3 separate regions of the Homo sapiens genome follow, and all the other regions are linked to region 2. A link is a loop called in an ENCODE intact Hi-C map of the cell type or tissue named here. Cell type or tissue: heart right ventricle. All regions are shown on one strand. Links, peaks and the distances in the headings refer to the core of each region. The heading gives the core; the rest is flanking DNA. Region 1 has its middle 72 kb from the start of TNMD. Region 2 holds the start of TSPAN6 (tetraspanin 6). Region 3 has its middle 38 kb from the start of PCDH19.

The links. A loop is a pair of places that touch in the nucleus more often than their neighbours do. Peaks named below come from ENCODE experiments on the same cell type or tissue, not always from the same donor. Only the 100,000 strongest peaks of a DNase experiment are listed, where the experiment ranks them.
Region 1: it touches region 2 in a loop (2.7-fold over the local background); 23 of 110 quality-filtered maps call a loop at or near these places.
Region 3: a loop joins it to region 2, with 4 times the contacts of the local background. A loop is called at or near these places in 4 of 110 quality-filtered maps.

What each region holds. Positions count from the first base shown.
Region 1 is chrX:100,507,233-100,518,272 of GRCh38, forward strand. No RefSeq gene overlaps it. Among named protein-coding and RNA genes, the nearest start is that of TNMD, 72 kb to the right of the region's middle. In heart right ventricle, for the core only: a CTCF peak has its summit at 5,441; no DNase peak of the experiment used is centred there.
Region 2 is chrX:100,632,788-100,643,826 of GRCh38, forward strand. TSPAN6 (tetraspanin 6) reads right to left here and starts at 4,019. Exons shown (of 8, transcript NM_003270.4): 1 at 3,821-4,019; 2 at 2,771-2,959; 3 at 2,391-2,465; 4 at 1,144-1,242; 5 at 618-752. The coding sequence starts at 3,907. RefSeq lists enhancers at 2,983-3,598, 3,599-4,214. In heart right ventricle, for the core only: a CTCF peak has its summit at 4,105 (motif pointing left); DNase peaks (open chromatin) are centred at 3,598 and 4,014; H3K4me3 peaks cover 1,404 bases; H3K27ac peaks cover 1,464 bases.
Region 3 is chrX:100,443,069-100,454,108 of GRCh38, forward strand. No RefSeq gene overlaps it. Among named protein-coding and RNA genes, the nearest start is that of PCDH19, 38 kb to the left of the region's middle. In heart right ventricle, for the core only: CTCF peaks have their summits at 4,926 and 7,468; DNase peaks (open chromatin) are centred at 4,903 and 7,373; H3K4me3 peaks cover 337 bases; H3K27ac peaks cover 1,202 bases.

The DNA.
Region 1 (11,040 bases), core at 1,998-9,997, 120 kb before region 2:
TATGTATTCATCTCACGCTCACTATAAGATAAGGTGAACATGGAGTAGCTACCTATGGAGATATTTAACTTTTTATCTGTACCTATCTGTATAGGAATAAACGGAAAAGCAGCTTCTTGCATGACTCAGCCTTCAGCTTATTTCCTTTTCTTTTGGCTTAGTGAATTGGGGTCCCAAGTTTGTATTTTCCTTTCACATTTGTAACAAATGTACCATACTAATGTAAGATATTGACAATATGGGAAACAGGATGCAGGGTATAAGCTACTGTATCTAATTTTGTGTGTGTGTGTGTGTGTGTGTGTGTGTGTGTGTGTGTGTGTATATATATATTTTTTTTTTTTTTTTTTTGAGACAGAGTCTCGCTCTGTCGCCCAGGCTGGAGTGCAGTGGCGCGATCTCGGCTCACTGCAAGCTCCGCCTCCCGGGTTTACGCCATTCTCCTGCCTCAGCTTCCGGAGTAGCTGGGACTACGGGTGCCCACCACCATGCCCGGCTAATTTTTTTTGTATTTTTAGTAGAGACGGTGTTTCACTGTGTTAGCCAGGATGGTCTTGATCTCCTGACCTCGTGATCCGCCCACCTCGGCCTCCCGAAGTGCTGGGATTACAGGCGTGAGCCAACGCGCCCGGCCTAATAACGTATATTGTAAAAGGACTAATGGCCATGCCCTAGTCTAGTCCTAATAAAGAGTTCCAGACATCACAGAACCACTGTTAGTCCTATTTCCTGGCACCTTATGAAGCAATTCCTCTGGTCAGTCACTCCTCTGGTCAAGCAATTCATCAGACCTAGGAGTACGGGTGGGGTGAAGGAATCAACGCCAGAGTAGTTGGTTATCTATCCCCATGCTCATCAACTCCTTACCCCAGCAGGACTTTGGGGTGGCCCACCTACACAGGCATTCTGGACTACTGCAATTGATTATTGCAGTGATTGAAGCAAGCAGTAATCATTTCAAGGCCACACAGGAATGAGAGGCAGGAATGAGGAGAAGCAGGAATAGAGTTCAGAAAGTTTTCCTCTGTCCTATCTTATCACTGCTGCCTCTGGATCCTCTGCACCAAGCGACAGTCACCCAACTTTCTACACACACCAGGTCAAGGCAGCATGAAGTATCCCCAGAGGTTTCTCACAGTGCTATTGCTTTTGCTGCTGATACTGCTGTTTCTAGAATCTATGTTTCTCTCCAGCTTCTACAGTTTCTTCAGAGTTCATTTTGGGGAGGGAAACAGCAACTCCTTTATCAGGAATTGTAAATATCACTCTTATTAGATGATGCTTACTCTGTGCACAGAACTTTACTTGCCTTATGTCATTTGATCCTTTCAACAACTCTATGAAGTACATGCTATTGTTATACCATGTACATATGAGGAAACTGCAGCACAAAAACGTTAAGCAACATGCACGAGATCACACAGCTGTAAGAGATGGAAATAAAATTTAAACCCATTCAGTCTTAATTTAGAGAACACGATCTTTGTTCATCATCAGATACCCAGTGATTAGCAGATTGTGAGTACTCAAAAAGATTTGTTGAATATTTGTCCAATAATGAACGAATGGATGGATGGTAAAAAAATTACACTATCAGACCGGGCACGGTGGCTCACGCCTGTAATCTCAGCACTTTGGGAGGCTGAGGTGGGTGGATCACTAAGTCAACATATAGAGACCATCCTGGCCAACATGGTGAAACCCCGTCTTTACTAAAAATACAAAAAATTAGCTGAGCGTGGTGGCATGCACCTCTAGTCCCAGCTACTCTGAAGGCTGAGGCAGGAGAATCACTTGAACCCAGGAGGCGGAGGTTGCAGTGAGCCAAGATCATGCCACTGCACTCCAGCCTGGCAACAGAGCAAGACTCCATCTCAAAAAAAAAGAAAAAATACACTACTAGCTTCACCAGCAATCTTATTCCTCATGTTTTCCTCTGTTTGATTGCCTTAGTATCTCAAAAATATACTATGAGGCCAGTCTATGTATCTGCATAGTGCATTCTACTTTTAGTTTTTACCATTTAAAGAAACACATTTGCATTTCTAATAAATAGAAACACTTGCCTTTTGATTTTTCTGAGGCAACAGAGGTGACAAATTCTCATTACCAGAGCTCTATCTCAAAAGCTGGCTTGTTTGCTCACTTTGATTCCTCATGGAAGTAGATTCTTCAAAAGAAAGAATGTAAATGGCCATCAAACATACAGCAAAGATGCTCAGACTCAACAATTATGAATGAAATATATATTAAAAGAATGCCAAAATACCATTATTCAAACTGGCAAAAATTAAAGCACTGAAATACCCAGTATAGGTAAGGGTTCTAGGAAACAGACTTTCTTATACATTGATTTGTTCTTTGGAGTTTAAGTTGGTACAGCCTTTTTAAAAGAAAATTTGATAAATTCTAACATTGAAATGTGCAGACATGTTGACTCAAGATTTTCATTTCTAGAAAATTTATGCTACACAAAAGCTTCTGTTGTACAAACATATCTGTTGTAGCATAATGTGTATAAAAACTGGAATAAGTGAAATTTCTGTTAATGAGAGAATGGTTACATAGATTAAGACAATGGAATACTATGGGGTCATAGAATGAGAGAAACCTATATGTATTTACATGGAAAAGCATCCATGATATTGACCAATGAAAAGTACAGAAGAGCCTATAAAATATTATTCAATGTTTATAAGCCAAAACTAATTTATATATGTCTGAATATATACATTTTTGATATGCATATGAAAATTCTGAAGTTATTCCAATCTATCAATAATAGTTACCTCTGGGGAGTAAGATTAATGGCATGGTGGATCCTCACTTCTGTAACACTGAAATTTCTTCACAACGTAATAGCTCTTTTGTAATTTTTAAACATGTATATCTGGAAGCAAAGAAAGAAAAAAGGAAGGAAGGAGGACTAACATTTGCTTAGAATCCTCACTAAGATCAAAAAGAACTACATTTGAAAAATAGCCAGGAATCATAAGGCCTTTGTTTTATTTGATGTCTTCTAGACTTGAGCTTATAGGGAAAGCTCTCTAGGCCATTGAGCACAAAGGTTCTTGTAAAGAGCTCAATCCCTCCTAACAGAAAACTCGTGTGGTTTTATGTTGTCATGCTAGTGATTAGGGCATCCCACACCCCTTGGGGAGAGAAGAAAGTGTGACAATTGCTTTAGCCCTTGAAAGAAAAATGGATTTAAATGCAAAAGGAAAATTTTCTCATTTTTTCTTATGTTAATTATTTGAATATATACATATACATGTACATATACATGTATGTATGTATCAGCAGGAACTATCTTCCCTCAGCCACACATGAGAATGTATCCCCAGTTGTCAGAGGTTGCTGGCCAGATCCTTGCTATTCCCAGTGTCTAAAGTTAGGCAGATAAGGGGCCGTGCAAAGTTATACTGAGAATCTGAACAGATGAATGATCCAAACACTGAAAGAAGAGAAAAGGCCAGGGTTCTGGTGGAGGGTTGAAGAGGCAGCCTCTTTTTGCCTCCAACTCCAGACTATGTGACCATCTCATTGTTAGACCTATGTTTCTCATAATATGTCTTGAGGGAAAAAAGTCTAATCTCATCTTAAAGACGAGTATCCTTCTTGGTAAGACTATAATAGTGTATTCAGTCAGCACCCTGACCTTTCTTGCCTTCACCTAGCTGAAATGTGTAGTTGTATAATTAACCAGAAACCAATTAATTTATGCAACTCTTTACCATCACTTTCATTTTCATAATGAAGACCATTCCTACCAATTCTGACCCTCACAACGGCAATAATCAATATTAAAATTACACGGCTTAGCCTGAACAAAGGATGAGAAAAATAATGAAATAAATAAAAGTTAACAAACACCAAAAAGCACAACTTATGTTGTTACAGCCATATTTCTTTATATAACAAGAATCATTTTCAGAATAGCAGAGACTACAGTTTGACAACCCCTTGTGTGAGCTATTGGCCTGAAAAACACAGCCTTGTAATTATTTAAGGGAAAATGGGCATGGAATTTAGACAGAAGGAATGTCCAGATAAGTCCATATTTGGAGAATAAAAACAAAATACTAGATTACACTGTGTAGGTATGATAGACCCGTACTTACCTGGGAAAGGTAATAAAAAGTTGGCACAAATAGGATGCCAACAGCGTAGTGTATCTCAACAATTCTGGAGGCAGGAAATCTTCACAAGGTAATATATTTGATTTGAGCTTTTTCATCAGCTGTACTAAGTGAAGAATCATTACTTGTGCCCAATCATTTAGGAGTCTGGAGTCTTCAAAGCTCAAGGAGTAGGGGTTGGAGGCCCTTTAAATTCTTGCTAATGTGTGATCCCCAGACTAGTAATATAAGCATCACCTGGGAGGTCATTAGAAATGCAGAATCACAGCCCCCATTCCAGACATAAATCAGAATCTGCGTGTTAACAAGGTGCCCAGGTGATCTGAGATGTGCTGCTCTGGATGTTAGCTGGGAGTTGCACTTGCCTGATTTCAAGCACCAGAGCCATGTCTCCAGTAGCTAAATCCCAGCATCTACCCCTATTCCTAGTCTGACAGCCAAACTCTTAGGAGATAGAAGTGCACAATGGTATTAGCTGATGGTCTGATCAACCAACATTTATTAAACTTCTACTGTGTACCCAGCCAAGGGTTAGGCCCTTAGAGAGACAAAAGATGAAGCCCCCTATTTTCAAGAACTGAATCTTCTTGCTGGGGGAAGAGAAGAGAGGCATATCCATATGCCAATCCACTTCCTCACCTTCTCTCCCTTTCTTTCTCCTATTCTAGCCACAACAGAACTGATCCCTGTTCTCCAAACGTGCCCTGTGCTTTTCTGCCTTCGTACTCAATATTCTGTCCACCTGCAACTTTTCCTGTCCACCCCATCTTCAACTACATACACCTCAAAATCCAGCTCCTGCCTACCCTAAATTACTCTGCCTACCATCCCCCCAGAGTGCATTTCTATATGCACCTTCACCATTATCCGGTTAACACTTGGCTTCAAGCTAGCTGAAAAGATTGACGTTTTTTGAAGCTAAAAAGAAACTTCAGGTGGAATTTCCCATTCTCCCAGCTAAACATAATAACCCTCTTAATGCTTGTACTTAGGGTGATCCTAGAACTGTCTCTTCTTCCAAAATGTTTCAGTTCATTGCCAAAGCACTGTTGAGGTTAAAGATTGTTAAAATGTCTCACCTAGCTTAAAATCAAATTTTAGGACTTCATCAAAATTTGAAATGTTTTATTCAGGGATCAAAATATTGGTCCCCAAACACTGGGCTTCTCCCAAAATATTTCTCACTCCCCTACATGGCTTACACAAAGAAACAAACACACGAACACACACAAACTCAGAGGCCCAAAGCAAGTCACCTGCATTGTCAAACACTGGGTGTAATTCTCAGTGAATACTCTAGATGGTAGCATTGTGCATTTTATTCTCCTATTCTTTTCATTGATTTTTCTAATTCATCATTTTATATATCAGGAAAGACATGTGTGGAGGGGGAGAAAGGTCAAATATTAATTTAATATTAATATGAATCTATAATTAGTTGAAAATTAATAACAATATTAAAAACTTTTCCAACATTTTGTTGCCTCTTAGGCCAATTTCCTGACTCCCTTTTCCCTATTGCTCAAATTCTTGGTTGACACCATTGACTGACTCCACTATCTCATATCGCACTCACTTTCCAACCCTTTGCCATCTTCCCTACCCAACCCTTCTAAAATTATTATTTCATTAACCTCCCCAGTGATTTCCTACTAGCTAAACCCAACTGCCTCTTCTTAGGGCTCATCCTAATTCATTTCTCTGAAACATTTGCGAGGTAATTAACTTTCTCCTTTTTTTCCTCGCAATTTTCCCAACTTCTTTATTTTGAAATGTTTCAAACCTACAAAAAATTGAAAGAATACCACAAAGAGCAGCCACATACTTTCACTTAGATTGACTATTTAACCTGTTACCATACTTCCTCCATCCTTCTTTCATTCTCCCTTGCTCCCTCTCCCTCCCTTTCCAACTTCCCCTCTCTCTTTCCAGATATCATGGCACTCTAGATACTTCAGCATACGTTTCCTAAGTTGCAGATATTATTATACTTGAACCTTAAGTTCCTCAACATGCATCTCGGGAATAAGTACATCCTCCTACGACACCTCCTTCTTGAAATTCTTTACTTTCCTTTCCTACCATTGATTCTTCTTCTACCTCTGACAACACTTTTCTAGAGGCCTAAGGTAGAGAGGGTGGAGCAGGGCAATGAGTCTGGCCCTGGTTTAGCCAAAAATCAACTCTGTGATTTGAAAGAAAAAAAAATTTGCTTAATTATAAAAATAACACATGTCCGTTGTAGAAAACAGGGGAAATACAAAGTTTAAAGAACATAAAAACCATCTAAACCTACTATCTAAAGATGATTACTCGAAAAACATTTTTTTAGTCTTTCCCAAAGCATAATCTATTTTATACAGTTGAGCTGGTATGATAAATACAATTTTCTATCCTGTTTTTTCACTTAACATTGAAAATAAGCATTAAAAACTTTCCATAAAACATTTTTATTGGCTGAATATTATTCTATTATTTTGTTCAATGTAATCTTGAAGAAAAGATGAAACTTCCATTTTAAAAATGAGCAAAAGGCTTAAAGAGCAATTCATAAATGAATACAAATGGCCAAAAGTTTATGAAAAAAGTATTTAACTAGTAATAAAAGATAATTTCAAGCTAAAATGACACCATTTTTATCTATCAAACTGACAAAAAATGTTTTTAAAAAAGAAATAATAACCATGGTTGGAAAAAATGAGAGGAAACAGACAAATACTACTGATTAGAATACAAATTAGTATTTTTTTTTGGATAAAATTTGCAGTGCATAATTTTGAAAACCTTAAAAATATACATACACTTTAGCAAATATGTTTGTAGGAATTCATTCTAACAATATAATTGGGCCATTGCACCACAATACATGCACAAAGATGTTCATAACTGTGATTTATTACAGATTGTTTCCAATCTATTGCTAAATAAAAATAATATGAAATTAACTAAGTAGATTATCGCACAACCATACAACATAATACTAAGCAGCCACTAAGCATATTGTTGAATAATAAAATTACAAGAAAACTATGGGCTCGGATGGGTGGCTCACGCCTGTAATCCCAGCACTTTGACAGGCCAAGGTGGGCAGATCACGAGGTCAGGAGATCGAGACCATCCTGGCTAACACGGTGAAACCCCGTCTCTACTAAAAAATACAAAAAATTAGCCAGGCGTGGTGGTGGGCTCCTGTAGTCCCAGCTACTCGGGAGGCTGAGGCAGGAGAATGGCGTGAACCCGGGAGGCAGAGCTTGCAGTGAGCCAAGATCGTGACACTGCACTCCAGCCTAGGCGACAGAACAAGACTCTGTCTCAAAAAAAAAAAAAAAAAAAGAAAGAAAACTATGATTTTTCTGTTACATATTTCTATATTCCTTGAGGTTTTTCCAATAAACATGCATTGCTTCTGTAATGAGTAGAAAACAAAGATTTTTAAATATTGTAGAAATATTTATTAGCATGAAATATATTAACAATAAATTGATGATTGAATAAAACCATTTATAGAAAACATGCATTGTATGATGCTATTTTAATGGCTTTAATAATATAATTTACACACCATAAAGTTCATCCATTTAAAGTGAACAATTCCATGGTTATTAGTATATTTACGGAGCTGTGCAACCATCACCATGATCTAATTTTAAAACATTTTCATCATCGCAAAGAAAGTCCTCTCCCATCCTCCCATCCCCATCTTCAGCCCTAGACTACCACTAGACTACTTTTCATCTGTATGGATTTGCCATTGTAGAAATTTCATATACATGAGATCATACCATATGCAGTCTTGTGATTTCTTTCATTTAACAGTATTTTCAAGTTTCATCCATGTAGTATGTATCCGTAATTTAATTTTTTATGAATGAATGATATTCCATTGTGTGGATATAACACATTTTATTTACCCATTCATCAGTTGATGGACATTTTGGCTTCTTTTCATTTATCAGCCATTATGGATAATGCTGCGAGTTTTTGTGTGAACATGTTTTACTTTTTTGATAACTAGGAGTGGAATTGCTAGGTCATATGTTTATACTAGGTTTAACTTTTGGAGAAACTGTCAAACTGTTTTCCACAGAGACTGCACCATTTTACATACATACCAGCAATGTATGAGGGTCACAATTTCTCCACATTCTCACCAGCACTTGTTGTTATCTATCATTTATTATTGCCATTCTAGTATGTATGAAGTGGTATCACTTTATGATTTTGATTTTCATTTTCTTAATGACTAATGATATTGAGCATCTTTTCACATGCTATTGGCCATTTGTATATCTTCTTTGGAGAAAAACGTCTATTCAAACCTTTGCCTGTTTTTGTTTTTAAAAATTGAGTTGTCTTTTTATTACTGAGTTCTTTACATGTTCTGGATACCAGTTCCAAGTCTTATATATGACTTTACAAATATTTTCTCCCAGTCTGGGAGCTATCTTTTCACCTTTTCAATATCATTTAAAAGACAAAAATTGTAACTTTAATGAAATTCAGTTATCTTTTTTTTTTTAATGGCTGCTGTTATTCGTATCATATCTAAGAAAATGCTGCTTAACCCAAGGTCACAAAAAATTTACTCCTATGTCTCCTTGTAAGAGTTCTATACTTTTACATCTTACATGTAGGTCTATGATCCCTTTTGAGTTAATTTTTGTGTATGGTGTACTATGGGGTTTCAAATTTACTCTTTTGTATATGGGTATCCATTGTCTCAGCACTATCTGTTGAAAATGCTATTCTGTGTTCAGTGAATTGTCATGGTCCCTTTGTAAAAAATCAATTGATCATAAATATTAAAGCATATTTCAGCACTTTCAATTTTATTTCATTGATCTATATCTCTATACTATGCCAGCATCACATCTTGTTATCTTTAAGCTATATTAATGAAGAGAAAAAGACTGAAAATAAATGGATTAAATCATCAAAAATAAAATATTTTATTGCATGTACGTACCATATGTATTTAACTACTTTCCTCTTCGGGGGCATTTTAAGCTACTTACAGACTTTCACTCTGGTAAGTAACACTGTGATGAGCATCCTTCCACAAACCTGCTGTATTTCAAGTTACTTTCTTAAGATAGATTCCAATCAATGCACCCATTCAGTCAAGAGTAAGAGTGTTTTTAAGATTCTTTAGATATATAGATGAGAGAGAGAAAATGAGAGAAAGAACAAGAGGAAAGAAGGAAAGAAACGTGTGTGTTTGTATGTATACATACATGTCAAAATTAATTTACATATAATCTGTACCAGTTTACACCCCCAACAAGATGTATTACTTAGAGAAAGTCACCCATATTCTCTGTGTCTCAGATTTTTCATCTATCCAGTGAAAATTTGTTTACAAGAATGTTAGAAGCATCAAATAAAATCCTTGTTACAGTGGAGCTATAACAAGTTTTTAAAGTTCTGTAGACATATAGGGTATTGTTATTTCCATTTATTTTGTCCAATTATGATCAATATGCATTTAGTGAGCATCTACTTCCTGCAGAGAACTATGAGTGGCACAAAAATAAAGCAAAAATTAATTAAAAATTAATTCATTGACAAGATGGTAAGCTACTTGGAGACAGAAACCATATCTCATAGAGGATATAAGAAAAGCATTATAGTACAAAAGAATATGATAGCTGTTACAACAGATGTTACAAACACAATCATTTGGATTCACAGAAGATGAGGAGATTAATTTCAGCCAGGGAAATGAGAAAGACTTCCCAAAAGAGGTAGTATTTAGGGTAGGAGTGGAAATTTGATGGAGGTTGTCATGTTGGGTTGTCACGTTTCATTAAGAAGAACATTTCTGTAAAGAGCTAATTCTTATGTTTATTCTATTTTTTATTCCATTTCTGATTGGTTTTTCTTATTCTTATCTTTTCCCAAGGTTAAGATTTTATTTACCTAACTATAAAGTTAGGATTATCATGCCATACCTGGAGTGGTTAAAGATACCTCCTGATGATCAAATACTCAGAATACAGAGACTTCGTTGTGCCTTCCCCAGCAAGTGGACCCTAGGTTTTTATGCAATTGAAAAGGCCCATTTTTATAGTTTGATCTCATCCACCATATAAGGAACTGTCGAAATTATTGGCTCAGACTGATCAGATATGTTTTCATTTGTTGTGACCCTAGTCTTATTACTGTCATAATCAAAATATATCTGTTCTTCAATAATATTGACATTGTCTTGGGAAATAATTATCTATGGGTCTCACACATTTCTGTATCGCTTGCAAGCAGAGACAATGATTATTTTCAAAGATTTTTGTATAGCAAAGAGCCATGAAAGATGAGATAGTGTCTCTCTCTAGGACAAAGGGCAAATTTGCTTATTGTTCAGTAAAATATAAGTTTCCCTCCCACTCTGCTCCTGTAGATAAGGTCCCCTAGCCAAACAATCTTCCGTATTGAGGGGATAAGACACACAGTTTTTGCTTATCCCTGAGTGATTGGTTTCAGTTTCCTGCTATCTTTCAGAATTATTGAAACAAGTCAATCACATCCCCCACGAGAACTGGGGGGCACCTTATCCTCTTGATACTACAAAGCTTACCTTCTAAAGCCTCTGGCTGTTAACTCTATTCCCACATGTCATCCCATGTGGCCCTGCATGTCATGTGGTGTCCTTCTCCACTAGGCTGTGAGTATATATGACTAACGAACTGTGGTGGACCTTACCTGTCCAGTGTTGAGTGTTAAGTGTTTGGTCATCTTCGTAACCCTGGAGCAGGAATCCGCCTTTATCAATGGGTTAAACAGGAGGTGGTCAAGACATCCAGAATAATAAAGATAATGTTTCCTTTTAGAGTAAATGTTGAGCATATTTATATGCAGCCAGTTTTAAAAGATTTGGTTCCCTACGTTCAGGATCCCTGGGCTG
Region 2 (11,039 bases), core at 43-8,042:
ATTATTCCCAATTATTTCCACCTTCTGGATTATATATTTAAAAGTGTTACTTCACTTGAACCCAGGAGTTCAAGGCTCCAGTGAGCTATGATCACAACACTGTACTTCAGACTGGGTGACAGAGAGAGACACTGTCTTTAAAAAAAAATACTAAATAATAAATAAACAAAAAAGTGTTACTTGCTGGCCGTCTGAACTCAATTCTTACCCGCCCTATCTATTTCAGCTTATATTTAAAAATTAAAAACTGGCCAGGTGCAGTGGCTCACGCCTGTAATCCCAGCACTTTGGGAGGCCAAGTCAGGTGGATCACAAGGTCAGGAGATTGAGACCATCCTGGCTAACACAGTGAAACCCCGTCTCTACTAAAAAATACAAAAAATTAGCCAGGCGTGGTGGTGGGCACCTGTAGTTCCAGCTACTCGAGAGGCTGAGGCAGGAGAATGGCGTGAACCTGGAAGGCGGAGCTTGCAGTGAGCCGAGAACGCGCCACTGCACTCCAGCCTGGGCGACAGAGCAAGACTCTATCTCAAAAAAAAAATTAAAAACTGGGTCAATTTTGCATTCAGTTAAGTCTTCAAATATTGCCAAATAGAAAATTTTAAAAGGCACCTTACTTCATTGTTTACTTTGTCTGCATCTCTCTGTGGAGTACAATCTTCAAGTTTACAGCAACTCTTAGGAAATCCTTTTTCTGAGTAATAATTAGTATCTGTCCAATCTCTATAATCGGTGACACCACAACAATGCAACTGAAAAACCCAACAAAAGCATTTACAGTTTATATTACAACTTTGTAGTCAAACATTTAACCTAATATCCTCTATTGCAATTTGTGCTCAAAACATTTACTAATCTCAATGATCTCTCTCCTCAATTGATTCAAGAGATGAGCACTGGGTCCCTGATTAGCACCATGCATGACAGTTTTGTATTGGCCTTACTTTCCTGCTATAGTTGGTACTAACTGTACCTGGACTATGATGTAAGTGGGGAAGGAAGAGAACAGGTGCACATGTGAGGAAAATGAAACACGTCACACTTCTTTCCCCTACAGGTGGATAACATCTAGTAGCCAGACTCTGCTCTTTTCTCTGAGGCAACAGGGAATGTGTTCCCCTCTAGGTGGTGGTTACCACTTACCGTATTTTGGATCTTGTCTACTGCATGGCTTCTATAATCTCCTGTAGAGTTATACTGCTTCAAAGCCTTCTCATAATTATTCTTAAAGCTGTTCTTAATCTATAGCAAAGAAACACAATGTCAGTAAGAAAATCCTCTAGAAAGTTTTTGGTTTCAGGTCAAATAAGTTCTCGAATCTGACCAATGGTCATATCTTTGACAGCAGCAACATGTATAGTAATTAACTTCCATGGTACAGTCCTGTCCTCTAAGGGGTATAGGTTAGCTGAGGGGACTACTAAGCAAAACATTAAAATATATGATGAGAACCACTACAAGTTCAAAGTGCTGTGGGAATATGTATTTATCTGAGTGGCAATGCAGTATTGCTGTATTCTGCACCCTGCTAATTTTTCTCCACTTTAAACTGAGTTCAAATTCGATGCCTATGGAATTTGTAAGCTACAAAACCTTACTTTGGGAGGCTGTGCTACCACTTTATGAGAACTCTCATTAATGAGCCTTTGCTACTCACCGAATGTTATTTGAACAACCCCAAGTTTACCTGTTTTCTAATTCAGTATTAAGCTTTTTTTTTTTGAGATGGAGTCTCGCTCTGCTGCCCAGGCTGCAGTGCAGTGGCGCGATCTCGGCTCACTGCAAGCTCCATCTCCCGGGTTCATGCCATTCTCCTGCCTCAGCCTCCCGAGCAGCTGGGACTACAGGCACCTACCACCACGCCCGGCTAATTTTTTGTTTTTTTTTGTATTTTTAGTAGAGACAGTTTCACCGTGTTAGCCAGGGTGGTCTCGATCCCCTGACCTCGTGATCCACCTGCCTCGGCCTCCCAAAGTGCTGGGATTACAGGCGTGAGCCAACGCGCCCGGCCCAATATTAAACTTCTGATGATTTGCATTAAGTATATCCAATCTTTTCAAAATGCAAGGCATAAGAAGGTTATCAATTTTGTGCTTTGAATATTTTCCTATCAGCAAAGTTATAAATTGTACTATCTCCGTTTTAATAGGTATTTATACACAGAAAAACGACAGGGAATATAAGTAAGTAATTTTCTTCTGGTGACTATCAGTCTTTACAATTTTCTAAATTTTCTTTTAAATTAGAAGTGGACCAGAATTTTTACAAGAAGGCCATTATTGTCAGCTACAGGTTTAAATACAGAGGTCTGACTCTTCTACTTTAATAAATCCATTTTTATCTCTCAGAGGATAAATGTAACATGCTAAGCTTCCCTAATTCAGGCTTACCTCATGTCTGAAAACAAATCCTACGATGGCAGCGACCAGTTCGACCAAAAAAACGAGAGTCAGAAACATTGCATACTGCAGGATAAGAAAGAAAGTCCAAGTCAGCATAAATAAGATATAGCACAACTGCAAAGGGAGTCAAAGAAAAAATAATGGTCGTCTTCTCAATTAGTTCATCATGTTTTCATTGAAAAGGGCAGGGAAAATAACAACATGTCTATTTTGAAAGTGGAAACTGGCAGCTGAACTGTTACTTGATAAGTTTCCATAAGGAACAGGAAAAATTGTAAAGGGCCATGGCCAGTTCCAACAAAGGAATTCTATAACATACAAAACTTTTCTAAAACCAAGAATCAATTCTAATGAAAACAAGGACTCACCAGTTTTAGCATCCATGCAGAAGCTCGGCAGGTAGCAAAACAACCAAAGGTGCCCAAAAGAATAATGACGGTACCAGTAGCAATGAGCACGAAGGGGACATTGGTGGCCTTCTCATTTAAAAGAGAAAAGTAATTCTCCAGGCTCACCTTGCCCCAAATGCCAACTGCAAGAAGGATAACGCCAGTGATCTATGTGGGAATTCAGAGAATACAAACAGTTACGCACTGTGTACAGCAGCATCTTCAAATCACAACGCATGAGGTATTTAAGGCACAATAGGTGTAATATGCTGGGATACGGCAGACAAGGGGGAAGAGTAGAAGGGGTTAGGGGGGGATCTGCACACAAGAGCAGGCTGTGGACCAGGTATCTTATCAAAATTCTTAAAATTCATCTTTTTGTGTGTAAACACAAGCCCATGGCATATTTGCCCTAGGGATCAAAACTTCCTTAACTATCTTACTCCAACCTTAGGAAGAAAACCTTGAAGGGGAAAAAAAAAACGTGATTTTATGAGTTCCAGAAACTTCCCCCGTCCTCTCCAGGTAGGGATGGGCACAGGGTACAAAGGACTGGTACACAAAAGCAAGCCCAAGGATAGACTGGCGGGAGTGGAGGCATACCATACTTACCTGCGAAACACTCCTCTCTTACGAAGCAGTGAAAAGAAAGACACTATTATGCAAGTGAGCCCTCAAAGGGGCCGGGCAAGCCTTGCTTGCCTTTGCAAAGGTCCAGGGTCACCGTCTGCGTGCTCTGGGGGCTTAAGGCCCCACCTCGCCTCCCGTATCGAACTCGAACGCTGGTACGTCTGGGTCCCAGCTCAGCCTCTCGGCTGCCTTCGTCCCGCACTCCGACCCCAGCGCCGGCGAGATGCCTGAGCTCTTTGTTCGGGGCCCAGTCACTGGTCGCCGGCGTCGGGGTCCCAGGCGCGATGGCCGCCCAAACCCCACACCGTTCCCGACCTGAGCTCCCGCCGCTCAGGGTCACACCCCCCACAACTAAAAGCCCGGGATCCCCTGCCGGCCCCAGGCGCCTTCGTCTCTCACCCAGAAAATAAAAGTGTAGATTAGCAGAACGCTCTTGAAACAAGTAATGACTGGTTTAGTCTGCAGTCTCCGAGACGGGGACGCCATGACTAGCCCGAGACCCTGCACCACCGCACCGGGCGATTGGAACACAGAGAGCGAGACGCGGAGTCCCCGAGTCTCCCCGGAAACTGCCGAAAACTTACGAGCGTCCACAACTGAGAAGGGCCGGAAACACTGTACAATTTTGTAGAGGGTAAAGTATGGGAGGCTGTCCGGAAAGTGGCAACAATTTCAGAGCGCCCCCTGCCGAAGGTTACCGAAAACTATATACAAAGGTTCTAGTGTCGGAAATTTCATAGGTCTTCAAGTGGAGCTTTCTTCATTGTTTTTTTTCTATCCTAAGGAATCTTTCCCGCCCCCCACCCCTCCCCTCTCCTTATAACTTCACCATATTGTTTCTATCACCAGCAGAGCCCGCAGCGCTCTGAGATTGGGCCTCCCTGGCCCCTGGTGCCCTAGAGAGAAGGAAAAGAATGAAGAGGTTAAAAGCGACCTAAGAAAATACATGGGAAAATACCCACAAGAAATATATTTGCAAAAAGAAAGCGGATTGCAAAGCAATACATACAGTCACGTGTGCTTAGACAAAAACTGAAAGGAACAGTGAAATTTACCTCTGGTGGAATTAGGCTGATTTTTTTCTCACTTGTGTGCTTTTCAATTTGTGAACATTGTTTTATGGGTTAGGAAGGGGAGATGTGAATGGAGGAAAATAATCACCACTTGTTGAAAGAATTTCTAAGCTAGGTATTAAAGATAATAATGACTTTAGAATTTACCTGCAGGACTTTGCAAAACCCCAGTATTCCTCTCCTTTTTTATCCCCTAAGTAATTGGAAAGTTGAGGGAAAGTATTTTTACATAATAGTGAAATGTAAGTTCAGCTATTCGCTGTAAACTTTTAAAAAGAGAGAGTGCAATGGAAAAATCCCTGGTGAGTGTGACCTCCTCTTAAATGTTAAAACAGAAAGGCACTGTACATTCCAGCCACCTGGTTTTTCCCATCAAAACCCAGCTGATTACAGAGAGATTAAAACCTAATGTTATATATTGTGAATATATTGGTCTATGTTGTTACAACACAGGAGGTGCGTTAAGGTCTGATTTCTCAACTAAAGCGTCAGCTCTTTGAAGGCAGAGACTGAGTGTTAAGTGAGTTTGTGTTATCTCTAGAGGAACGGGGTTAGAAGGCTGTATCAGTTCCCTATGCAATCCAACCCTTCATCATTGACACAAGCTTAATATCACAAGTGGCTATTTACTCTATTGCCATTGCAAAAAGACCTGCATTTGTGGAGGAGAGATGAATACTCAAACTTTTCTGCTTGAAACGTTGCTTTAAACATACACCTCAGGACCAGAACACAGGAAAGTTCCATTGACTTGGTCACACAGAGCTTCCCTGTGCTTCGAATATTGACCTAGGACCAGTTCCTATAACATCTTGCCAGACGTCTGAGGTGCAAGGCAGCAACTGTTGGAAAATTAATTATTGCATTGCCAGGCTTTATACTAAAATTTTTACTAAAATTTGAAAGGCCTAATACACAAATACATGGAGAGAATGGATAAACGATACATCTACATACACCTTCAAACACTTTGAGGTAAAGTCGTTAGGAAATACCAAATATTCAACATGGTGGAGGGGGGTGTCTAAGTATATGCAAAGATTTCTCCCTAGGCTAAATGACCCCAACTGAAGGGTTCTTATACTAAAAACAAGGATCAAGGGAAGTCTTGATAACTTCTTGTCATCTTAAAGAGAAGTTTCTCTGAAACTTAGATATGTACTGAAAGGGATTTACAGTGTGAGCCCAAGAGCAAAGAAATATGTCTGTAGCTGAAGAAAAAACAAAATAGCAAAGCAAAAGCCACATCTTATTTCCAAGAATGTGTTGACTTTCCTCCTCTCCCTTCCTCTACCACTCACAACGCTGCTTTGTTTGAATAACACTCGGTGCCAAATTAAACCAAATGCTGACATGGAAATTCATATTCCTATGGCTACAACACCTTGCACCATTGCCTCCTACTCTGCTACACCCACTTCCATCTCCCCACCCCCACAATGCCACCAAACCGAGAAATTCAATTTAGTTCAAACCTAGGCCTGGGTTTGGGTACAAACCCAGACCAAAGGGGCATCTAATCCCGTTTAAGGCAATTTAAGAAGTATTTCCCTAGGCCACTAGATAAATGTATTCTTTAAAGTATTAATAATGACTGTGATAATAAGTATTGACTGTATACCAACCACTATTGCTAAGAGCTTGATACACATTACCTCGTATGCACACATCACAAGAACCCTATTATGAGGTTGACACACCTAGCACCTTCATTTTACAGATGAAGAAACAGGTTGAAAGAGACCAAGTAAGCTGCCTAGGACTAAACCTGGGCAACTTCTGTGTCTTTCATCAGAAATGGGGCCCACTTTGTGATGAAACATAGCTGCTGTTGTACGTACAGCTGCCTCTGCGCAGAGTAACCTGAGTAAAGACTGCTGTTGCACAGACATTTAACCTAAAACAAGGACTCCTCGGAGCCTCTGAAGCTTAAGAACCTCAATGATTGCCCCAATTCTGCCTTGCACTTGGGGTTTTTTGGTTGAGTTTGGCTTTTGCCTTCACTCCAATAGCCCAGCCACCTAGGAAGTAACCCTACCTGCCCCAGAGTGGTAAGGCAGAGAGTTCAGTACTTTTTCTTGTTCAACCTCTTAATTTCTCCCTCTTTCTGAGCACAGAAACACAATTTGATGCCAACAATGTAGGAAAAAAGGAAAATACTTTAAGTATTGTTACTGCTTGTTTTACATGGAACATTTAGTAGCCCCCCTTCCCAATTAATTTCCTGTAACCTTCAAGATTAGGTGTAAATGTTTTTCATTGCTAGACATCAGGCAAGGGAAATGACATAAACAAGGGCTCACTGTTAAGTCAGACCTCCCTTGTGCCACCTCCAGCCTCCCTCCATCCCTACCAAGCCCCTCATCCCAATACAATCTCAACTGATTTCCTACTGCTTTTCCAATGTGAATTTTCTGCTCTGTACCAGGTCAGTATGATCAACCCCCCAATTAAACAAGTCCTATTCCCTAGTCCCTGCCCACCCTCAACTTCACTCATACTTTCTGCTTCTACTGAATATCCAGTTCAATCCCAACTCAGTAAAAAGTCCCTCCTTCCTCACCTCTTTCTCTAACACCATAACTGTCTTAACTACACACTCACTCCCATTAACCCAGCCCTTTAGTCAATTACTGCAATATCTGCTTTGCATTTCTACTTACCTATTCTACATCCTACCGTCTAGATGTTCAGAAACTACTGAAGAGCTAGTGTGGCAGGGCCCCTATGCCCCCTTTTATACTCTCCTCAGTACCCTAGGACATAATGCCCAATTGATGAGTTCATTTTCTGCTCGGCCAATCCCTGTTGAGCTGATTGCTCATTGAGGTCATAACTGGTCTCTGGGAGCAACCACATAGTAATTACTCAGGATTGATTGTTGAAATTAAATAAAAAATTAAATGTCTAAGCCATCCCAGTATCACACTATAATAAAACAGAAAAAATTAAATTGAGTACCTAGATAATGTCTTGGGACATTCCTCTCTCTCTCAGGAACCACTAAAATAATAACAACAACAATAATAATAATAATAAACTGTATCGCTGAGTGTACATCTTATCTCTTATTCACATAATAACTTTACCATTTTCATTTTCTAATCCCTTTTCTAGCATCCCTTCAATTACCTTTGGCTAAGTGCCTATCATAGAATTTAAAGGCGCATCCTACTTATTTTCTTAATATCTCATATTTTATGTTACAGCCATCAGATACCTCATTATTTAAACAGTTAATTCATATGTACAGTTTTAAAAATCCATTTCGTTAATGGAATATCTCTTTATTTCTATTGTCTCTTGTGCATTCCCATTCTCCTTCTCTGAAATTCTATTCTTTGTCTATTTTTATGCCCTTGTTTTCCATCCACTCCTTTCAGATGCTCTGTGAAACCTTTCCTCCCTTTCCATCCCTGATCTTGCCTTCTTCAAAAAAGCTCATAATATACAGTTTGGGACACATAGACATGATAAATACTTTTTTTTTTTTTGAGACGGAGTCTCGCTCTGTCGCCCAGGCTGGAGTGCAGTGGTGCCATCTCGGCTCACTGCAAGCTCCACCTCCCGGGTTCATGCCATTCTCTGGTCTCAGCTTCCCGAGTAGCTGGGACTACAGGTGCCCGATACCACGCCCGGCTAATTTTTTGTATTTTTAGTAGAGACGGGGTTTCACCGTGTTAGACAGGATGGTCTCGATCTCCTGACCTTGTGATTCGCCTGCCTCGGCCTCCCAAAGTGCTGGGATTACAGGCGTGAGCCTCCGCGCCCAGCCATAAATACTTTTAAATGGTATTAAAATTGACAATTCTATGTCCATTTTCTAAGAAAGTTGTTTCTAGTCTAGCCTTGTTGAGCTTTCCTGAGATCTCAACTAGGGAAGTCAGTTTCCATATCTAATATTTCGTAAAACAATACCTTATTTACTGCTGAGGGGCTTCATATTAAAAGTCTTAAAGTTGAAAATGGTACTGAACTTTAAGAAACTTAAGAAATTGAGTATGCCTGGATGCTGTCAGTCTCCTTATCCACCTTTGTCTTATCCTCCCAACCAAACCATAAAGAGAGGTGTTTTATTTTACTTTGTAGCCTCACAGTATCTAACGTTGTGTTTTACACACTGAGTATGTGCTGCAGAAACATTGGGGTTATTATAATTAACCTCACTTGTTTTGGGTGAGCTCTTTATATTATTAATCCCAATGCTTTGCAAGAATGCTGTCTCTCTCTTCTGACATATCCCCTTACTTTGATCTCCCTATGATTTCCATATTCTCCCCCTTCACTTTCTTCTTTAACCTCTCTCTGGAACCCTTCTGTCCCACTGCTTCCAGCTTTCAGTGGGATTGAGGCCTTACGCAGCATCTTCACCCTGGCATGTGCTAGGCTTTGTGTTGGATGGCTGGGGATATGAAGAAGACTAGGATAAGGTTCTTGCCCTTATAAGCACTCATAGTCTAGTAGGAGTCAGAGATAAGTAAAGAACAATGCCAATAAGTGTGAAAAGTCCTAAAATTGAGATATGTACAAAGTGCTGTGAGAGAAAAGGAAGGCAAAGTTAACCATCTTGGGCTGGGATGGGCTGGGGGAAGGTTCCTAGCAGCAAGGGTGGGTAGAGTTCCAACAAGCCAAGAAAGGAGGGAAGGGACCATGGAGCAGAGTGAACACGTCTGTGCAGAGGCTCCAGGGTGTGAAAGGAAGAACAAGAAGCTCAAGGAAGAGCATGAGGCAGAGGGTGTCCAGAATGAGGAGGCATGGGGTGAATGCTTAAAACTAGGCTAAGGACATAGGTGGGGTTTGCTTGTGAAGAACATGGTATGCAATGCTAAGGAACTCAGACCGTACACTATGCCAAGAGGGAGCCAGTGAGGGGGGTCTAAGAAAGAAAAAACTCTGGTAGAATGTATTACTTTGCTTGTTCCCTCTCTCTCTCATATTCCTCTCTCTCTCTCTCTCTCTCTCTCTCTCTCACACACACACACACACACACACACTCTCACATACTCAAACACACAGACACACACATTTAATATATTCACTATTTTCTCACACACGAGTTTAAAATAAACTCCTATATCTGATTTTCTGGCCCTACCCTATTTATTCAGCTTTGTTTTCTATCTTTCCCTGAAACCTCTTAGCAGTTAGCCTCTCCCTCCTCTGACCTAAAGGTGAACTCTTGTTGATGGCATTTCCTTTGCCTGAGGCTAGACCAAGGCCCACCTCTTCTCAGGTGACCCCCTCCTCTGACTTCCTCCTAGCGTCCTTAAAGTCTGTAACACAGCTTTTGGCAGTCTATTACGGTAGGGAGTTGTATTGTTTTCTAATTGATTGTGTCCCTCTTCTCTCCCCTACTAAACATAAACTCTGGGAGCTGGAGAGTAAGCTCCATAAGATCAAGAATCACACATTACTTGCTCACCACTGTATCTGCAGTGCTTAGCTTATAGTAGATGACCAGTAAAGATTCCCTAAACACACACAATTGTAATTAAGAACATGCTTGTTTGATGTCTGTCTCCTCTGTTCCATGAGGGCAGGGATTTTTGTCCATTTTGTTCACTGATGTTTCTCAAATACCTAGAACCATATGTGGCACATAATGGATGCTCAACAAGTATTTGTTGAATTAATTATGGATTACAATGCCTGGGATTTTGTCTGTCTTGTTCACCACTACATCCACCACTCTTGACATGGTAGATACTTGATAAATTTATGGAATGAATAAGGCCATGACGATCACGTCTTCTTCTTCTTCTTTTTTTTCTTCTGAGACGGAGTCTCACTCCCTCGCCCAGGCTGGAGTGCAGTGGCGTGATCTCAGCTCACTGCAACCTCTGCCTCCTGGGTTCAAGCAATTCTCCTGCCTCAACCTCCTGGGTAGCTAGGATTACAGGCGTGCACCACCACGCCCGGCTAATTTTTTTTTGTATTTAGTAGAAACGGGGTTTCACCATGTTGGCCAGGCCGATCTCGAACTCCTGACCTCGTGATCTGCCCACCTCGGCCTCCCAAAGTACTGGGATTATAGGCGTGAGTCGCCGCGCCCAGCCACATCTTCTTTACGTAGCTATTACACTGTTAAGCAAATGGTAGACACTCAATACATATTTGTCACAGGTGAATTGGAAATGAAGCAGGCTCAGGCTTGCTTTTGAACTTTGTATTCTCATAAGTACAATTCTTCCCCTTATGACTGAGAAGGGGTTACCAATTTGCTTGCATACACAGGAGAAACACCCTTTCTACAACAGCTTAAAATTCTTCCTTCTATAACCACTGATTTTCCAAGAGATGGAAATGTCAACCGTGAGGGGAGGGAGATTGTAAGTAGCTGCTCTGTGCTATGGCAGAATAGTCTCATTATCAGATACTAAAATGAAAAAATCTTGCTGAGTGAAATGTAGCCCTCCATCAGAGACCACTGGGAAGCAGCTAGATTTGCTCAAACAGCCTCCCAGTAAAGCCTCTCCAGGCATGCTTTCCCTCCATTCTTAGTGTGGGAAATCAGTCTTGATCCTTCGGGCAAGAAGTACATGTTT
Region 3 (11,040 bases), core at 927-8,926, 190 kb before region 2:
ATATTCTAGAATTAGATAGTGGTGATGGCCGCACAGCCCTGTTAATATACTAAAATACATTGACTTGTACACTTTAAATGAGTAAATTTTGTGGTATGTGAATTATACCTCCATAAAGCAGTTTCTGAAAAAAAGGTAACATGAAGCCTTTGAAAGAAGGGTCAGTCTGGAATATATATGGTCCACGGGAGTACTTTTATCTTGGGGTATTCCCTACACACCCCAGAAAAACTTTTTCTTTATCAATTTCTCCCACAAGACAGTTAAATGTTTTTCCTCATTTCCTAAAGGAAATGTCTGCATTTAAATTTGAAGAGAAAAAATTAAATCAAAGATTAGCTTTCAGAAACAAGCTTAAATGTCTTTTTTATAGTTTCTGTGTTGCTGTTGTTTTTTTTTTTTTAATTATAAAAGTAGCACATACTCACTGTATGAAATTTGGGAAAGACATAAAATCCTGAAAAGAAGAAAGTAAAGATTATCTGTCATCCTACCACCCAGACATAATCATTGTTAACATTTAAGTGTATCTTCTTCTAGTCTTTTAATATACTTTTGTATGTGAAATTGAGATTATATTTTGTATACACCGCTTGGTATCTTACTTTCTTACTTTAATATTATGACATCATGAACATTTTCTCATTTCAAAACATGATTTTTAATGGCTACATAATTTTCTATTCTATGCCTATACCATAATTTATTTAACCAGTTTCCAATCTGAGGGTATTTAGTTGCTTCCAATTTTTGCTGCTTCAATTGTTTGTGTAGCTAAATCTTTTCACACATCCGTAATTATTTTCTTAGGATAAATACCTAACAGTGCAAATGCTGGGTCAAAAGATATGCACATATTAAAGCTTTTGGTATGTATTCTCAAATTGCCTTTCAGAAAGTCTACACCAATTAATACCTCCACTAGAACTGTATTTGAGTGTCTGTTTCTGTCTTAACCAGGCCAACACTGGCTATGGTCATTTGTTTTTAATTTTTTTTTTTTTTTTTTTTTTTGAGACTGAGTTTCGCTCTTGTTGCCCGGGCTGGAATGCAATGGCGTGATCTCGGCTCACGGCAACCTCCACCTCCCGGGTTCAAGCAACTCTCCTGCCTCAGCCTCCCAATTACCTGGGATTACAGGTGCCCACCACCACGCCCGGCTAATTTTTTTGTATTTTTAGTAGAGATGGGGTTTCACCATGTTGGCCAGGCTGATCTCGAACTCCTGACCTCAGGTAATCCACCTGCCTTGGCCTCCCAAAATGCTAGGATTACAGGCGTGAGCCACAGCACCTGGACTGTTTTTAATTTTTTAATCCTTGTCAATATAATGTGTTAGGCATTAATGAAGCACATGATTTCATTGTTATTTTAAATAGTGTCTATTGGACATTTTTATTTCTTTGTCTTGTGTGTGTGTAAATGGTTTACTTCCTTTGTCTTTTTGTCTGTTATGATGTTTGTGTCTTTCTTATTAATCTGTAAGAGCTCTTTATATATTAATAATATCATGATATTAAGTATTTGTCTATCATATGCACTTATCCTTTAAAAAGCATCTCCACCCTCACGGTACTATTGTACTTCTCTGGAGTCTTTATGTCTTCATCAGGGCAAGGTTTTCCAAAATCCAAAGAGGAAAAAGGACATAAACATTCCTTTTCCTTTCTTTGGTGCACAGACTGGAAGATATAAGGAACCCATAAATGATCTTAAAAATAAATGGACCACGTTATTAGAGAAATAATTCAGTCTCCCCATGGATCTATTAATGGTGTCTATAACACCTTTTCTCCCAAGTCTCTCTGGGCACCTAATGCCTGTTCTAAATCAATAGCCTTAGAGGCTGCAGGCTTGCCTAAACCTTCCCTTTACACCAACAACTCAAGCTGAAGCTTTTTTCATAGTCCTGGGCACTTTAACACTTGCTGGTACTTAAAGAGCAAACTCTAGAGATTCGAATCACTAAGTCTAATTACAATGAAAGGAAAATTTTCACTGAAAAGTTAAAAAAAGAAAACCATTACCAAGTCAAATGGGATCCCATTCTCTTAACCGCCTGATAATGTGGATTAGACTGTTTCCAAAACCTAACTTTGGAACCACAACTATGATTTAGGGGGAGAATCTGTCCTTCTTACCACCCAAGAAGGAAGAGCCCTTGGGAGCTCCGTAGAACATGCTCATTTCTGAACTGTGTATAGGCCTGGAGTACAGGGGGACTTGGCTTTCTTACATTTTGTTATGGTTTTAGGGGCACCTAAAGGCCCTGAGGTTCAAATAGTCGTTTTGTGATCTGCTATGTACTGAATTGTGTCTCCCCAAAATCCATACATTGATTCCCTAACCCCCGCTCCCCATGTGATGATATTTAGAGATGGAGTTTTTGAGAGATAATTAGGTTTAGATGAGTTAATGAGGGAATGGCCCTCAGAGGAAGAGACACCAGGGCTATCTCTGTCTGCCAAGTGAAGTCATAGCAAAACGGCCACCGTCTGCAAGCCAAGAAGAGAGCCCTCACCAAGAACCAAATTGGCTAGCACTTTGATCTTGGACTTTCCAACCTCCAGAGCTGTGAGTAAATAAATTTACATTATTTAAGCCACCCAATCTATGGTATTTTGTTACTGCAACTTAAGCTGACTAAGACATGTCCACTGATTAATGCCTGAAATCCTACCATGAGTATAGGCTAAACATCTAGTGTTCAGTTCAAATACAAGCAACTACATAAAGGAAGTTTCATGAGTCATAGACACCTCAGTCAGAGTGAAGGGTATTTGGCTCCTTCCACAGGCATAGGTGTGGGAGAGGCACAGGGAGTGGAAGAGAAAACAACTGTACAAAGTGTCTGAGGAGGGTAGATGAAGGGGATACTACCACAATGCAAACTTGATCAGTTAATAAATCTGCCCAAGTCCAGCAGTGACAAGAGATAACTGCAAATACTACTCCGATGTTGCTTCAACGGGCACAAGTGAGTAACAGTTTTTTCCTAACAGTATTGCCATTCCAGTGCTCCCTTTGACCTAGATAAGCCTCCTCTTCACCCTCTGAGGCAAGGAAACAACACAGTATCTAAATTTATCTTATAGCTTCATAACAGAATCTTGTCACATAGCTCTATCTATGGACCAGGGACAGTTCTAAGTGCTTTACATGTATTAACCCATTTATATTTCACAATCACCCTATTGGGGTAGCTATTATTATATTCAATTTATAGATAAAGAAACTAACAGATAAAGAAGAGGTAGAGCTGAGATCTAAATCTAAGTGTCGGGGGACTCCAAAGTTCCTATTCCAATCCATGCTCGAAGGCCATTTGTCCATTGCTAAAGAGACAGCATTCAAAGCATTTAAGCCAAAGCATCATTATTACTATTCCATTTCTGATTTGGTGCTATATCTTGGGTGTTCTTTTAGAAGTTATTGAAATGGCGGCAGGGAGGATGAGGAAAAGCTTTTTGAAAGACTTAAAATGATTGGAAGCACAAACTTAGAAATCAAAACAGGCTTGGAATCATGTCCTAATTCTGCTACACACTAGCTCCATGAATGTCAGCAAGTTACTTAACATCTCTGAGCTTCGGTTTCTTCCTCTGCAAAATGGATTTAATAATAATAATCCCTACTTCACAGGGCTAATGTGAAGATTACATGAGTTAATATGTGTAAAAGACTTATTACACTACCTAGCACCTAGCAGACACTCAATAAATATTACATAAATATATTACAAAGCTGGAGAAGACTTCAGAGCTGCACTAGAGTTTAACTTCAGTTTGATATTACTCTGAGTGGCAAGAAAAATACACAGGCACCAGCCCCACCAAGTGGGGCAAAGCCTCCTCTTGAAAAACGGGGCCAGGCAACAACTGCTCACAGAGCCAGGCTCAACAAATGGCAGCTGCAATGGTGACCAACAGCACAATTTGTATACTGACAGGAGGGGAGGGAATGGGCGCAATGTCCTACTGAAGAGTAGCTCTGTCTTCTCAGTCACACCCAAAAAGTATCCCCTTCAAAATCAAGTACAAAGCTATCAGATACTCTTCATCTTTAGCTTATCTTATTTATGAGAAGTTTGTTTATAAGGCTTGGGAACTTGAAATTCAAATTTAGTTTCCCTATCTTCAGAGGTTCAAGAAAAGATAACTAAAATCATATTTATATTCACAGACAAAAATTCTAATTAATTCATAAACACAGAGTACGGTATATTGTAATATAATGGCCAAAGAAAATAGATCCAAGTAGACTTCAGTTGTTGTCAGTTATAGGTTGTGTGACTTTAAACTAGTAACTTAACTTCCCTGAACCATTTCCTATAAAATCAAGGACAGTAGTGGTTGCTACAGGTAGTAAATAATATGTTGGATGTGAAAGTGCTTTGCAAACTCCAAAGGATATACAAATTGTGATATGCTAATAGAGTCAAACATATGCAAAGAAAAAATATTAAAAATTAAAATTGCTGCAGGAGTAGTTAAAAACACAAGAAAATATCACTGAATTACAAATCATGTATTATTCATTTATTATTACTATTGTTTTGACTGACAAGGTTTTAGGAAAAGCAGGCAAATGGCAGCAAGTGAAAGAGCATAGAGACCTGTGGAGAAATTCTCAAGAAAGCTTGTGGGCAGTTTTTACGACTGTAGATGGCACTAGCTCTTCAGAATGTCTCATTTCTCTGTAAAATACATGGCTTCTCTTTTTCTTGATTTGGGGTGGGGAGAGGATAAAGGATTACCCACGATGAAGGGTTCTCCAAGACCCCAAAGGAAAGAAAAGTGTATATAGGCACGTTATAAACTGGAAAGGACGAATACTGCGGCCATCCTGACTCCTCCCAGAATGAATCCCACTCTTAACTCTCTGGATCCCTTGCCCCAGCTGAGCCCAGGCAGCCAGGGTTGCATTACTGCCATGTGGCCACTAGGGACACTCTTGGTGTCCTCCTAAATTTATAGAAATTAGTGTAACCAGAGGAAATTTTCTCCTTAGCTTTTCTGAGATAGACTAAAATTTTTGAAAAGTGACCTCGCAGAGAAGCTAAGGAAAAAGAATACTGAAATAGGCAAAACAATTCAAAAACAGAGAGACCAATGAGTTTAGAGAGCACTAATTTTGTGCCTCTGCTTTTATAAACTCTAATTACATAACTTGGCAGTTATCTACTAAATTTTACATGAGCATATTCTCCAGCTGAGCAGTTCTACTTTCAAGTCTCTATCCATAGAAATTCTTGCACATCAGCAGAAAGAGGCATTTATAAGTATTCTTGCTGTAGTACTGTTTGTAATGTCAAAAGAAAGAATGACAGAAATGGAAGGACAAAGGGACAGAAGGTGAGAAGAAAGGAGAAGGCATAAAAGGGGACCATTTACATCAATTGGCTTGCCCAAACAATAAAATATAGAATACTGTTCAATCATTTAAAAGGAGATAGATCGGTTCATACTAACGTAGAAAGAGCTATAACATATATTGTCGCGTGAAGAAAGTAGGCTGTAAAACAAAGCATACAGGAGGATATTATTTATGTAAAAAACCACAAAACCAAGCAAGATAGATATAGATATAGATATAGACATATATATAGTTAAATTCATATACAAATTTCTGAGGGGATGCATATCAGATTAGTGGTGGAAGGTAGTTCAAAGATAATTTTTACTTTATCATCTTTGGGTATTTTTTTAAATGAGAATGTATTTCATATACTTATAGTTTCCCTTTTAATTTAGAAACATAATTGTAACTTCCAGCCACGAGAACCCAAGGTGGCTTATGATTGGCACCATAACAGCCCAAAGCCATCCTCCAATCAGTTCCCGTAGGTTCAGATTGTCCACTGTGGTCCAGACTGCATCCTACTTCAGAATGGCAGCCTCAACCGCCTTCCTAGAGTCTTCCCTAAGGTTTGGTTGGAATTTACCTTTCTGTTGCTCTTAAAAGCATTTATACATTCACTATTTGTTCAAATCCATCAATTAATTTTTGAGTGCCCACTATTTGCTACGGGCTGAGAGTAAAATTGTAGATAAAAACAGACATGGCCCTTTTTTATGATCCAGAACTTAGAGTCAATGTTCTTGAGTGGAAAGAGCTTGGGCTCAGTGCCAGGGTTCAGTTTCATCTCTACATCACTTGGGACAAGTATCTCAGTGTCCTCATCTGTACAGTGGGAAAATAATGCTACTTACTTGCCAAGTTTGAAGTGAGGATTCAATGAAGTAGTGCAAGTAACTCATGAAGAAAAGCACCTGGAGTATAACAACTGCTTGAAGAGTGTTAACCTCTTTCCTTCCTTCTTCATATTTTCCTGCATTCAACTTTTTAAAAGAATATTAGGTGGAGCTGGGCCAAGATGATGGACTAGAAGCAGCTCATGTGTGCCACTCTCACGGATAGAAAACAAAAGGCTAGTGAATACTGTCCCTACAGCCTGATCATCTGAGAAACCATGTTGGGATTCATCAAGGCAGCAGGGGAACACAGAGAGCAGAGAGGAACGAAGCTGGGCCCCACGTTGCCTAGACTCAGTGTGGAGCTGGGAGAACCTCTCCAACATAGGAAAGGGTCAGTGAGTGAGATCCCCCAGGGGGATTCACATTCCCCACAGGGACCTGTGCAAGACTGGGAACAGGATAATACCACTGGTTCCCCTGAACCACCCCCGCACCCTGCTTCTAGACTGAGGCAGAGAGCCACCTGGATGTTTTGCAGGGGCAACTCTCCAGTCCAAAGGGACCTCTACAAGCCTTAGGCCTCAGAGTAAACAAGCGCTGGTGCCATAGCACCAGTAGAGGCCACCGTTGCCATGCCTGGGAGCAGTAACATTACTTCACCACCCCCCTTGCGAGACAGGGCTCAGTACCAGCTTCCAGGCCAGTGGTCCCACTTTTGTTTGAACTTGGCCGGCCACTCCACCCAACTCCGCCATTGGCAGCCAGACGGGCAACACTTGCTAGAGCTTCCCGCACAGTGGCCTGGCTTCTGTGTGAACTCAGCCAGAGTGGGCAGCTTCCAGTTGTCCCAGGAAACAACTGGACAGCAGAACGTACAACGCCACCTGCCCCCACCACTGGGAACCAGGAGGGCAATGCCTGCTAGAGCTTCTAGCTCAGTGGTCCTGCTTCTGTGTGAATTCAGCGAAAGTGTACAGCTTCCTGTTGTCCAGGGAAATACCCAGAACACAGAGCACATGGCCCCACATGCACTCAGGCACCGTAGTCCTCCTACAATGTGAACTCAGCCAGTGCTCACAGTTGCCTGTTGTCCCAGGAAGCACCCAGACACCAGGGTAGGTGACCTTACCCCTGCTGCTGCTAGCCAGGCAGGAAATGCCTCCTAGAGCTTGCAGGCCAGCAGTCTCGCTTCTGTGTGAACTCAGCTGGAGGGTGCAGCTTCCTGTTTTCCTAGGAAACTCCCATTTGGCAGGGCAGGCGTCCCCTGCCTGTAGCCAGGGGAGCTATGCCTGCTGGGGTTTCCAGCCCAGTGGCCCTATTTCTGCCTGAATTTGCCGAGGGCTACAGCCATGGAAACACCCAGACAGCAGGGCAGACACTCCACCCACCCCCACCTCTCATAGCTAAACAGGCCAAACCCACTAGATCTTCCAACCTAGTGGACCTGCTTCCACCTGAACTCTGTGGGCAGGCACAACCCTGTCTCTTCCCAGGAAGCACACAGACAGCATATTAAGGCCTACTTGGCAAAAATAAGGCTTGTCTGCCAATTGTGGCCCCTGTGGGGAGCCCCGTGGACCAGAACACCCCAAAAAAGAAACACAGGCACAGAGACAGTAATCAGAGGGGGCTCCTCCAAGATGGAGGAGTGGACTAGAATCGTAGCTAGTCAACTGAACCCACCTTATGCCATAATCAAACCCTCAAGGGTATCAAAGAAGAAAACAGAAAAAAAAAATCCATTCAAAAGATGGCAACTTCAAAGACTGAAGGAACATCAGCCCACGCAAATGAGAAAGAAACAGCAAAAAAAAGTCTGGCAACTTGAAAAGCCAGAGTGCCTTCTTACCTCCAAATGGCAATACGAATTTCCCAGCAATGGTTCTTAACTAGGCTGAAATGACTGAAAAGTCAGAAATAGAATTCAGAATATGGACAGGAACAAAGATGATCGACATACAGGAGATAGTGGAAACCCAATCCAAGAAATCTAAGGATTAGAGTGAAACAACACAGCAGAGGATAAAGCAAATGACCATTATAAGAAAAAAACAAACTTGTCTGACAGAGCTAAAAAACACACTAGAATAATTTCAAAATGCAATCACAAGTATCAACAGCAGAATTGACCAAACTGAGGAAAGAGTCTCAGAACTTGAAGACTGGCTCTCCAAAACAACTCAGTCAGGCAAAAATAAAATACAAACAATAAAGAAGAATGAACAAAACCTCTGATAAATATGGAATAATGTAAAGACACCAAATCTATGACTCATTGGCATCCCTGAAAGAGAGGGAGAGAAAACAGGCAACATGGAAAACATATTTCAGGATATAATGCATGAAAATTTTCCCAGCCTCACTAGAGAGGCCAACATTCAAATTCAGGAAATGCAGAGAACCCTTGCAAAATACTAGAAGACCATCCCCGAAACACATAGCAATCAGATTCTCCAAGATCAAAATTAAAGAAAATAAGTTGAAGGCAGCAAGAGATAAGGGATAGGTCACCTACAAAGGGAACCCCATCAGGCTAACAGCAAACCTGTCAGCATAAACCCTGCAAACCAGAAGAGATTGTGGGTGTATTTTCAGCATTCTTAAAGAAAATAAATTCCAATCAAGAATTTCATATCTAATCTGACTAAGCTTCATAAGTGAAGGAGGAATAAGATGCTTTTCAGACAAGCAAATGTTAAGGGAATTTATTACCACCAGACATGCCTTACAAGAAGCACTTAAGGGAGTGTTAAACATGGAAAGGAAAGACTGTTACTGGCCACTACAAAAACACACTTAAGTACATAGAACAGTGACACTAAAGCAGCCACACAAACAAGTCTGCATAATAATGAGCTACCAACATAATGACAGGATCAGACTGCACATATCAATACTAACATTGAATGTAAATGAGCTAAATGCCCCAATTAAAAGGCACAGAGTGGCAAGTTAGATAAAGAAGCAATGCCCAATGGTATGCTCTCTTTAAAAGACCCATCTCACATGCAATGACACCCATAGACTCAAAGTAAAGAGATGGAGAAAAATTTCCAAGCAAACAGGAAACAAAAAAAGGCAGGGGTTGCTATTCTCATTTCAGACAAAACAGACTTTAAACCAACAAAGACCAAAAAAAGACAAAGGAGGATTATATCATAGTAAAAGTTTCAATTCAATAAGAAGACCTAGCAATCCTAAATATATGCATCCAACACAGGAGCACCCAGATTGATAAAGCAAATTCTTAGAGACTTATGAGAGACTTAGATAACCACATAATAATAGTGGGAGACTTCTACACCTAAATTGGTACCTAGGGAGTGGGGTACTGCTATAAAGATAACCTCATGTGGAGGTGACTTTGAAACTGGGTAATGGGCAGAGGTTGAAACAGTTTGGAGGGCTCAGAAGAAGATGGGAAGATATGGGAAAGTTTGGGACTTCCTAGAAACTTGTCGAAAGTGCTGATAGGGATGTGGACAATGAAGCCCAGGCTGAGGTGGTCTCAGATGGAGATAAGGAACTTACTGGGAACTGGAGCAAAGGTCACTCTTGTTATGCTTTAGCAAAGAGACTGGCGGCATTTGCCACTGCCCTAGAGATTGGTGGAACTTTGAACTTGAGAGAGATGATCTAAAATTGGAACTTATGTTTAAAAGGGAAGCAGAACATAAAAGTTTGGGAAATTTGCAGCCTGACAATGTGACAGAAAAGAAAAACCCATTTTCTGGGGAGAAATTCAAGCCAGCTGCAGAAATTTGCATAAGCAATGGGGAGCCAAATGTTAATCACCAAGACAATGGGGAAAATGTCTCCAGAGCATGTCAGAGACCTTCACAGCAGCCCCTCCCATCACAGGCTGGGAGGCTAGGAGGGAAAAATGGTTTGTGGGCTGGGCTCAGGGCCCCGCTGCTTTGTGCAGCCCAGAGACTTGGTGTCCTGTATCCCAGCCAGCCACTCCAGCTCCAGCTGTAGCTAAAAGGGGCCAAGGTACAGCACGGGCCATTGCTTCAGAAGGTGCAAGCAGTGTGAGAACAGACTAATACATATGGAAACACCTGGATGTCTAAGCAGAAGTTTGCTGCAGGGGTGGAGCCATCATGGAGAACCTCTGCTAGGGCAGAGCAGAAGGGAAATGTGGGGTTGGAGCCCCCACACAGAGTCCCCACTGGGGCACTGGCTAGTGGATCTGTGAGAAACAGGCCACCATCCTCGAGAACCCAGAATGGTAGATCCATGAAGAGCTTGCACTGTGCACCTGGAAAAGATGCAGACACAACACGAGCCCATGAAAGCAATGGGTTGGGCGTGAGGCATAGAGGGCTGTACGTTGCAAAGCCACAGGGGCAGAGCTGCCCAAGGCCATGGGAGCACATCCTTTGCATCAGCGTGCCCTGAATGTGAGACATGGAGCCAAAGGAGACTATTTTGGAGCTTTAAGAGTTAATGACTGCCCTGCTGGATTTTGGACTTGCATGGGGCCTGTAGCCCCTTGGTTTTGGCCAATTTCTCCCATTTGGAAAGGCAGCATTTATCCAATGCCTCTACCCCCACTATATCTTGGAAGTAACTAACATGTTTTTTATTTTACAGGCTCATAGGTGGAAAGCACTTGACTTATTTCAGATGAGACTTTGGAATTGGATTTTTGAGTTAATGCTGGAATGAGTTAAGAGTTTGGAGGACTGTTGGGAAGGCATGATTGTGTTTTGAAATGTGATGACATGAGATTTGGGAAGGCCAGGGGCAGAATATGGTTTGGCTCTGTGTCCTGACCCAAATCTCATCTTGAATTGTAATCTGAATTATAATCCCCACATGTCAAGGGAGAGACCTGATG